Linked DNA regions of Mus musculus: region 1 is linked to region 2. The links are chromatin contacts, found by Hi-C or POLR2A ChIA-PET in ENCODE. All regions are on one chromosome and are shown on one strand. The core of a region is the stretch at or near the end of the contact, and the rest is flanking DNA. Distances in the headings are between cores, read along the strand shown. Region 1 holds the start of Runx2 (runt related transcription factor 2). Region 2 has its middle 56 kb from the start of Runx2os3.

The links. Hi-C counts contacts between places; a loop is a spot of excess contacts on that map. ChIA-PET counts read pairs that join two places held with the same protein, here RNA polymerase II (POLR2A).
Region 1: a map of Patski shows a loop between it and region 2 (2.2-fold over the local background). The contact joins the promoter of Runx2 here to the enhancer-like site in region 2. A Hi-C loop is called at or near these places in 1 of 37 maps with a recorded cell type or tissue (Patski). POLR2A ChIA-PET finds 5 or more read pairs at or near these places in 1 of 5 experiments (Patski).

The regions. Positions count from the first base shown.
Region 1 is chr17:44,735,205-44,739,855 of GRCm38, forward strand. It overlaps Runx2 (runt related transcription factor 2), which reads right to left and starts at 1,444. Exons shown (of 7, transcript NM_001145920.2): 1 at 29-1,444. The coding sequence starts at 430. RefSeq lists a promoter at 1,199-4,651 and a cis regulatory region at 2,335-2,343.
Region 2 is chr17:44,503,640-44,508,624 of GRCm38, forward strand. It overlaps a transcript of Runx2 not described here. Among named protein-coding and RNA genes, the nearest start is that of Runx2os3, 56 kb to the right of the region's middle. Within about 2 kb of position 1,367, at least 1 of the 3 ENCODE cell types and tissues checked has a DNase peak (open chromatin) inside an H3K27ac peak, as active enhancers do.

The DNA.
Region 1 (4,651 bases), core at 194-2,693, 230 kb after region 2:
CAGGATCTGGGGGTGACCAGTCTCTTACCTTGAAGGCCACGGGCAGGGTCTTGTTGCACCGCCAGTGCGAGGGCAGCACGGAGCACAGGAAGTTGGGACTGTCGGTGCGGACCAGTTCGGCCGGGTGGTCCGCGATGATCTCCACCATGGTGCGGTTGTCGTGCGGCGGCCTCAATCGGGGCACTGCGGCCGCCGCCGCTGCTGCCGCCGCCGCTGCCGCCGCTGCTGCTGCGGCCGCCTCCTGCTGCTGCTGCTGCTGCTGCTGTTGTTGCTGTTGCTGTTGTTGCTGCTGCTGTTGCTGCTGCTGCTGCTGCTGTTGCTGCTGCTGCGCAGCCACCACCGGGCTCACGTCGCTCATCTTGCCGGGCTGCAGGCTGCTGGAGGGGGGGCTGAAGCGCCGGCTGGTGCTCGGATCTACAGGAATACGCATCACAACAGCCACAAGTTAGCGAAGTGGCCGGGGGAGGGGGAGGAGGGTGGAAATGGGGGGCGAGGAGGAGGAAATCGAGGGGGTGGAGGCGAGACGGGGGCGGAAAGAGGATGGAGGTGACGGGACAGAGGAGGTGAGAAATCAAGTTCGAGGAAGCCGTGTGCCGGGCGGAGTCTGCTGGGGGCCGGCGACTGGAGACCGGACAGAGTCGGGGTAGCGGGTGGGGACACCCGAGAGGCGCGGATCTCCACCGGGAGGCTTGGGAGTCCCTGGCGGTGGCTGCAACGAGCGGGACGCGGGGGCGTGTTTGGCCCAGCCGCCGCAAGGGACTTGAAGTTAACAGCTTGCAGTAGGGGCCCCTTGGGGCACCGTGTCCTGGGTGCGCTGGCGCCCCGCTCCGGGTTCCAGTACGGTAGTGGAGCCCCGCAGGTTCAGCAGTCCATCTCGGCGGTGCGTGTGGCTCCTCGCTGTCCGCCACCGCCAAGCAGAGCGCGGCTGCCCAGCTCGCGGCGCCGTCGCTTGCCCGCGCCGCCTCCTCCGCCTCCTCCTCCGAGGCCGCTGCGCGCTCCCCGCGCCGGCAGCGCGCTCCGAGTCCTCCGGCCGCCGAGTCCTTCCTTTCCCCGGCTTCTCCTCTCGCCCTCTCCTTCGCCGCCGTCTAGCTCGCAGCCTCGTCTCTCCTGCTCTTTGCAAAGTGCCCCGGGCCCCCCTCGCGTTTCAAGGTGCCGGGAGGTAAGTGGGGGCGGGGGGAGAGCGGATCTCGGGGCGACAGATCTGGAGCCTGCGGATCGCAGCCGCTGCCGCCGCCCGCCGGCCGCTAGAAGCGCCGCTGCGCTCGCTCGGCGCCCGAAGCTGTAGGGAGGAGGTCCCCGCCTAGGACATCGCCGCCTGCGTCCTCGGCTCCCCACTTCACCCTCAGGACCGGGAACCACTTCTCGGTCTGACGACGCTAAAGCTGAGAAGCGGGAGAGCCTCAGGCTGCTCCGACTGGCGTTAATTTTTCGTTGTTAACTTCAGGAGAGGAGGAAGGGAAATTCTCAAGTCTCCACGTTGACTTCTGAGCACTCTTCACCCTGCCCCCAACCCCACCCCACATTGGTTGGGGCGGGGGGCAGGTTTTTACAGGCTTCGGGAGTGCCCCCCCTTAGGTGACACCAAAATGGGTGACAGGAGTGTTTGTCAAAATAGTTTTAGAAACTCTAACGGATGTCTGGACACTTTTCTTATATATTCCTTCTTGTCATTATTGGAGAATAAGGATGGGTTGCTTTTTTAATAAAAAGAACTAAAAAATGACAGCTTGGTAATTAAAATAAGTTGTAAGTTGATAAAATGCTTGCTGGGAAAGGGGGAATACACAGCGGTTATCCATTCATTTCCCAATCTTTTATTAAGTGTAGTCTTCGTCTCAGACTAAGTCTAGTGTCTAACTGTCTTTCTAGCCACTCCCCACTTTGGGGGGTTAAAAATAAAAAGTTTAAAAAAAAGTTCAGTAATTATTTATTTATGTTTTTGTTTCCCGGCGTTATGGGGGGAGGCGATTTTGGAATCCCCAAAAGATTGTGGTTGAGAGATGAAGGAGTGCGGGGAGCGGCAGCAGTTTTGTTTTTTTTTTGTTTGTTTTTTTTTTTTTTGTTTGTTTTTTTACCTAAAATGTGGTTTTTGGAGGCTGGGATTTCTAATGATTAGGTTTTTGTGGTTTATATAGACACGACTCAAACTGAGGCGATCATTATACTGATGGGAATCAGAAGCACGTGGGTGTCTCCGACCAGCCTCAAATTCTGAGCCTTCAAAACAAATCAAACAACGTGCGGCGGCGCCCACAGAAGCCGGGAAATCCGCCGGAGGCTGATACACCCCAAGAACCAGGCAGAAGCAATATCGGGCTGGCTCACCTCTCAGCGTGATGTTCTGTTATATGTCTTGCCTAACCTATTATTTTAAAACTTCCAACGCTTCCAAATAGAATCATTTTACCAAAATCCCCGGCGATTCGTAACAAGGTAGTTGACGCAACTGTGATTTGGTGAAATCAATGAAAAATTGGGAGTCGTCCCCTAGGAGGACTAAAGAAGAGGGCTAGCTGGGTAACATTTCTCACCATCCGTCTTATTTAAAGCTCTTCACGTAGCCATTAATTTGGGGCTTTTACTGCTGGGGTGCAAATGCCTTCCAAATTCAGCAAGGGACCTGTCATGACCCTCCCTAGCGCAGTTGCCACTCTCTGACCTTCCCTCCCCGCGCGCCCAGCAGGGCCCAGAAAAGGTACCCGGAGCGCGCAAAAGAGGTTGTTTGCGCCTCTTTGCAACTCGAGACTAGAAAATACAAAAAGTGGATCGCTGTGCTCAGATGGTCTGGGGACCCGTGCTCCTGTGCCTGAGAGGCGCTCTGGGGGTTGAGGAGTGGACAGAGTTGAGTGTGACTGCTTGCTCTCTCACAGGCTAGGGATGATACTGGGGAGCACTCCTGTGCCCTCCCCCTTTGAGTCACTGCTTCTGCCTCCCCTTTCTGCTTGCACCACTTACAACTATGCAAACCCCCCCCCCCCCCGCCGCCGCCGCCGCCGCCCACGTCCCATGTCGGTCTTTCCTTGTCTCTTGCTCTCTTTCCGGATTCTTCCACCAGTCCTCCCTCAGACTTGAGTCACCTCCCTGAGCCACTCAGTCTCCCTCTTCTTCCACTGCCCGCTCCTCTATGCCACTACCTGTGGCGCCCACATCTCCCACCCGACTTCCTCGTAGCTGGTGGCCTCTGTGTCCCTAGCGCTCACTCCCGATATACATTACAGGTGGAGCGAGTTACTGAGCTGTCTCCTAAGGGTGCTACTTTAAATATCTTTTTGATCACAGGGGAGAGCTCTAAGCCTGAATACTGCCTCACCGCGTGTGTGCGCTCCCTTGCACTAATCGCCCCAGCCATAGACGCCAGCCTAGAAAAGGAAGCCAGGCTTCCTAACCCATCTAAGAGAGAAACTGCACCCAAACTAACTTGTATCCTCGCAAATTCATAACCTGACGTCATGACTCAATTACATACCTACCCCTCCTGCCCTTAGTGGGACAGCTTTCTTTAGTGGCACAGCCCACAGAGATGGCTTGCTTTCATTGCCCCTCATTTTAAGTGTTGGGAACTGCAGAAGAGCAGAGAGTCCCCAGAAATCGATAGTGTCGATAGTGGGAGAGGGTATTTTGTTCTCCTCCCAGGAAACCCACAGAACAAGGGACTTCCACAAACTGACAGAACTGAGAAACGGCCCATGTTTCAAATAGGGGCTCCCAGAGTGGGGCTTTTTCCAACAAGAAACTCTACAGTCGTTTGAATATAAGAAATCCTATCTTGGGGACCTTTGCTTTCCCGCCATTGCTGTTTAGTTACCACCACTCCATGCTCCCCCTTTTTTACTTGATGCATAATGAGACATGCAGGCCTCAATGGTTGGGGATTTTAAGGGCAATTTAATCAATGGTGAGATTATTTATTTTAATTAATCATATCCGGTAATTCAGCTTTATAGCCTTGCTGGGCATCCTCCCTCCATTAAACATTTCAGTAGAACTAATGTAAGCAGCTCTTGGAAGTTCCCAGTCTTGGATCCCTTAAAATATCCTACAGTTATTTATAATGTGGAAATGAAATTTTCCACTGAATGCCCTACCAACGGCTCAGGTATCTGGATTTCAGTCTGCTTTCAAGAGCGCTCTTGCTCTCAGCTGGAACTGGCGTGGTCTTTGCTCTGAACATTAAACTTCAAGTAGGAAACATTTCCACAGCCCCTTCCCTCAAACTTCCCCTAGCAGTAAAAGCATAGGAAAAAAACGTGGGGGCTTTTGTGTATGCGTCCTTACTGCTGCCATGAAATGCTAAGTCTCTTAGATTTTTTTTTTCCTACGTGAAAATGTTCTAACCAAGGGCTGACTGAGAGTACAGCTCACTCAGTAAAGTGCTTACTGCAGGCACAGGAGGTCCTGAAGCCAGTGCCTAAGCCCCACTCACCCAGATATCAAAATAAGATGGTGTTTGAACCCTAGTGCTGGGAAGGCAAGCTAGGCTAATCCCTGGGACCTGCTGCCTAGACAGCCTAGCTGACTCAAGGGGCCCAGGCCAGTAAGAGCCTGCCTTAGAGGACAGGGTGGATTACATGTGAGGGATCACGCTAGAGGGTGACCTTTGGCCACTACAGGCATGCATCTACACACACACACACACACACACACACACACA
Region 2 (4,985 bases), core at 117-2,616:
GATGAAAGCTAACTCAGAGCAGCCCTAGAACATCAGGCAGGGTAGCAAAAACTACATGCACCACATACAGGCACACAGATATGCAGAGACATACACAGAACACACACACACACACACACACACACAGAGAGAGAGAGAAAGAGAGAGAGAGAGAGAGAGAGAGAGAGAGAGAGAGAGAGAGAGAGGAGAGAGAACCAAAAGAGGTGCCTACTAAACTAAGGAATGCCAACTTTAAACAGGTAGTGGAAGCTGCTGTGGAGTATCCGTAGGCACAAGACAGATGTAATTTGCTTCTTTAAGGTTCCCCTGGCTGCCAACTCATGGCTGGAGGCAGAAGGATGAAATTTGAAGAAGCACATGGCCTTCCTGAGCACCTAAGACACTCTGACAGAGGACCGACAGAGTGGATCTAGGTTTGCAGTATTTGAAGCAATTATTTTTCTAGGAATAGACTGAATTTCAGAAAAAAAGAAACTCCTGCTGCCACCCTATGTAACTGTACTGTAAATGTTGACCTCTGCCCCTGCTCAGGTTAGCCACTATGGCCTTTTATACATCCCCATGCAATTAAAGCCAACATGGGTTTTATGGTATTTTTTTAAAGCCCCAAGATAAATTTCTATCCACTTACACAGGGCTGCTCTGCCACCTCTTAACATAGCTGGTATATTCAGTATGTGGATGATATCTCCACGTATCTGGGAATACACCCATAGGTACAGAGACTCCATGTGGCTAAATGGAATAGCTTTTGGTGGGAAATACAAGGTGTTTGTACAACCTGTATATTCTTTGCCATGAATTTTTCTTTCCTGTGGAGAAAGAAAGGCACAGAACGCAAAAGCTATTTCTACACCATAACGGACCTTGGCTCAGGGAGAGAATGTTCAAAATAGATTATGTCCCTCAGCCCTGTTTCCAGGGTTGAACGGCTCCCAAATGAACACAGTTAATCCTCCCTCCCAGAGAGCGCCTCACCTTTGAACTTCATTTTCTAAACTATCATAAAAAAGCAGAAACAATTCCAATGCTAGATCCTGAGGACCCTGCAGAAGCCCAGGCTCTCTGCCCACCAAGGCAAAAGATCATCCAAGGGGCCAGCTCCCTTATAAAACAGGCAGACTTCCCGGTGAACTTGACGGAAAGAGCAGGCTGTAAAAGGCGGCATTTTGCTTTTAACAAGGCCAGGCAGGCTGGAGAGCCACCAGCCCTGGTAGTCTGAAGGAGCCCAAGAATATTAGAACCCAGGGTCATGAGGAGCCAGGACACCACTAGGAATGTTGGTAGGAGAGACAGTCTGGCGAGCCGCTGGGAAACAACCGGAAGCCCACTGTGCCAACCCTGGCATGAGTCAGCAGGCCAGAAAGGCGGCCAGGACAGTTGGGTGGACTGGGCAGCTCCGTGCCTGGCCACACAGGATTAGTGCCTCCCGAAGCCCCTCCCTCACACAGCAAACCTCAAAGACAGCCAAAGATGCCAAGGGTGACAGGTGACAGGTGTGTGCACATGTGGCCACTCACCAACTCTGCCAAGACAAGCGCCCCAATCAATTCCATGGTGGCCCTTGCCAACCTCTTGCCCGCATTTTGGATGAACATTTTGGAGATTGCATCTCCATCTGGAGATGATGGTCTCTGTTCCCCAAAGCTCGGGACTGCACAGCTGGACATAAGGATTCTCAGGAAATGGGGGCTAGGAGGGTGGAGCATGGAGCAGAGATAAGCCCTAGGTCCTCCAGGGCCCTCTACTATCTTGGAGTACAAAATGAGACACTTGGTACATGAATGACAATTGGATATGCCTTTTTCCCATGCTGCAAACAAGTCTAGAGCAGAATTTGCTCCCAAGACCTAACATAGACCTGAAAGATGGCAGTGCCCACCATAGCTTCCTTAAGTGTCCTAGGAAGGCACTTTTTTTAACCATTACTTTCTCCTCTCTTGGCTCCTTCTGAAGTCACGCTTCCCGGCCATGCCTCCCGGCCTTGCCTCCATGTCTCTCCCTCAGGTCCTTTTTTTTTCTAATTTGGGTCTGGCCTCCTCTTTCTTGTACTTCCATGCCATTTTTCTAATGATATCCTTCTGTGCCAGGCTCAATTATATACACAGCTCAAATGAGCAGCCCCGACTCTAAATTTGGCCTTGTCCACTGGAAGGAGGAGCCGTGCGGCATCTAGTGTTGCCCAAAAGGAAAGATGCTGGTCCCTACGGGGAGTCAAAGCCAACGAAAAGAGGGGAAACTTGTGGGGAAAAAAAAGGCACAAAGACAGAATGAAGAAACAGCCCAGGCCTGGCTGGCCCCCGGGTCACCGGGGCTGAGGCTGATTCTGTGACTTCAGCCAGGCCTATTGAGACTCCATGCCTGCCACAAGCATGCAGCAGCAACTGGCTTGAGTTGATTTTTTTCCTCTTTAGAAATACCCTGCTGTCTGACCCTACCTATGCTTTCTCTGCAGGGTTAGTAAAGGGTGAAATGAGAGCATCTACCGGGAATTTCCTGACTTCTTTGAATTTTCCTCCAGATCTGGCTGTGAGTCAACGAGATGCTCTTAGGACACTCGGAAAGACTCAGCGTGTCTCCCAGCTCCCACCATCCTGGGGGCACCAGGCAAAGACTGCTGGGTAACCAGGGTGAAAAGGAAGAAGGGCACCTCCCTCCTTGACTCTGCCACTATACTGTCCCCAGACTCCACTGTGGTATTAATATCCCATATACCTACAAAAAATTCTCTGTAGATCCAATATATCTACAAAACAAAACAACCCTTGCCTCCATTCAAACTTAAGCTCCTGTTTGATTAGAATCATTTGCTTTAACTATTTAAAAATGTTTAAATCATTTAATTATTTAAATGTTCAACTTCTGATTTTATTGATCTTTACATTTGGGGCATCTGTACAATAGAGAAGGAGGTAATAAGAAGAGGATACAGAAGAAAGAGAGGGCTTTCCTCAGATCCACACTGTCTGACATGCTGAACACTTATAGCATCCCCCTCAGGTCTAGAGAGGCGCACAGCATCACTACTTCAACCAATGGGAGAGACTCAAGTAAATTACTTACAGCATCCTGTGTGAGCCGGGTGACCTCCAGGGCTGGCCAGCCCTTGCCAGCTGAGACCAGCCATGACCTGTTTGTGTTCATGATGTGGATAATTGTTCCCAGGAGTTTAGAGAGGAAATGTTCTTGGGTCAATGGCATCCGCTGAAAGATGCAGGGCTTGTGGCTCAGCAGGAAGGGTGCTTGCCTCACAAGCAGGATGACCTGAGTTCTAGCCTCAGTACCCTCATGAAAAGCTAGGCTTGGTGACTTGGAATCCCTGTGCTGGAAAGCAAAGTCAGAAAGAGCCAGAGGCCAGGTGGCCAGCTAGCCTAGCCTGATTGACAGGCTCCAGAGCAATGAGAGATCCTACCTCAAAGGAGGTGGACTGTGTTCCTGGGGGTGACACTGGAGGTTGTCCTTTGGACTGCACAAAAATACAAATACATGTGTACTCACATACATGCAAACACGTATATACATACACAAACACCTACACAAATGTATATACATATGTACTTGTGCACATATATAAACTCATATGCACACATATGTACACATTTTAAAGTGTCCTGGAATTAAAGTTAAAGGGTATTCAAATGAGACCCATAAAAGTCTGTGAAGCTGAGAATACCCATGCAAGCATTTTACAAGCCTAGTGTCACTTCACATTATCAAAGCACAATTTGGGACCAGGGTCTCTCTGCCTTTAAAAAACAAAAACAAAACAAAAACAAGACATATCCATTTTTCCTCTCATTCATTCCAGAAAAAAAAGGAAGAGGATTCTGGGTCTCCTGGTATAGCCCAGGCTGGCCTCAGACTTTCTAAGCATCCTAGGGTGACCTTAACATATTTGTACTCCTGCCTCTACTTTCTGAGTGGTGCGATCACAGGCTTGGTTTATGTAGTACTGAGGATTAAACCCCAATGCTTTGTGTGTGCTAGGCCAATGCTCTACCAACTGATCTGATGGCCTACCTCCAAAAGGAAAGGTCTAAATCACTATAATGCTCTACTATGGCAAATGCTCTCCAATGTTCTGGTGGCAAAATGAAAATATCAGGATGAGAATGGAAACAAAATCTTAATAAATTAAGATTATAAAATCTCTCTTCAAAAATTTAATTTTTATATTTCCATTTATGTATTTGCAGCTAATAGAAATGTCTTTTTCCCCACCCCCAGCCAAACATTCCTGTCATTTCTGTTTGCTTGTCAAGGTGCAGGTTGGTGATGGCAGGTGGGCGGGGCGGCTCCTCTGAGCTGAGATTCCACCCAGCGGGACATCAGGCTGTCCAGTATGGATTAGACAGGCTCACACTGTGAGCTCTGGATATATTTTTCTCTCAAACTCTCTGCTAGAGTTCACTTACACCAACACACACACACACACACACACACACACACACACACACACACACACACACCAGTCCTTCCCATGGGACTTCCCATTGAGCTCTCCGTTGTAAATTCTGCTTCAGTCTCTTGGATTGTTGTCCAAAACAGAGAACCAATTTGTCTCCTGACTCTGAGTCAGATAACACTGCAGAGCCTTAATGCTAGGAGCCCGGGACACAGTAGGTAAGCTCCTTCCTTATGCAAGCCTTCTGGGCATCAGAGACACACAAGTTCCTATGTTCCTATGGGAACATGGGAACGAGACCAGGCAGCTGCTGGGGGTGGTCATGAGGCAGCAGCTAAGAATGCCCGCTGTCCTGGCTGCAGCTGTGTCCCTGAACAGGTGCTGCCTGCCCTCCAATGCTGCATCGTCCCGCAGGCTCACAGACCACAGATGTGCATCCAAGATCAGAGAGACAGTGCTGCTCACAAGGGGCACTCCAGGCGCTCCCCGACCCTGCCTCCTCATCTTGAGGACAGGAAGATAACTAACAGAAGAAAGGCAAGTCCCAGGTGACAAAAGCCACCTGTTCCCTCTGTACCCA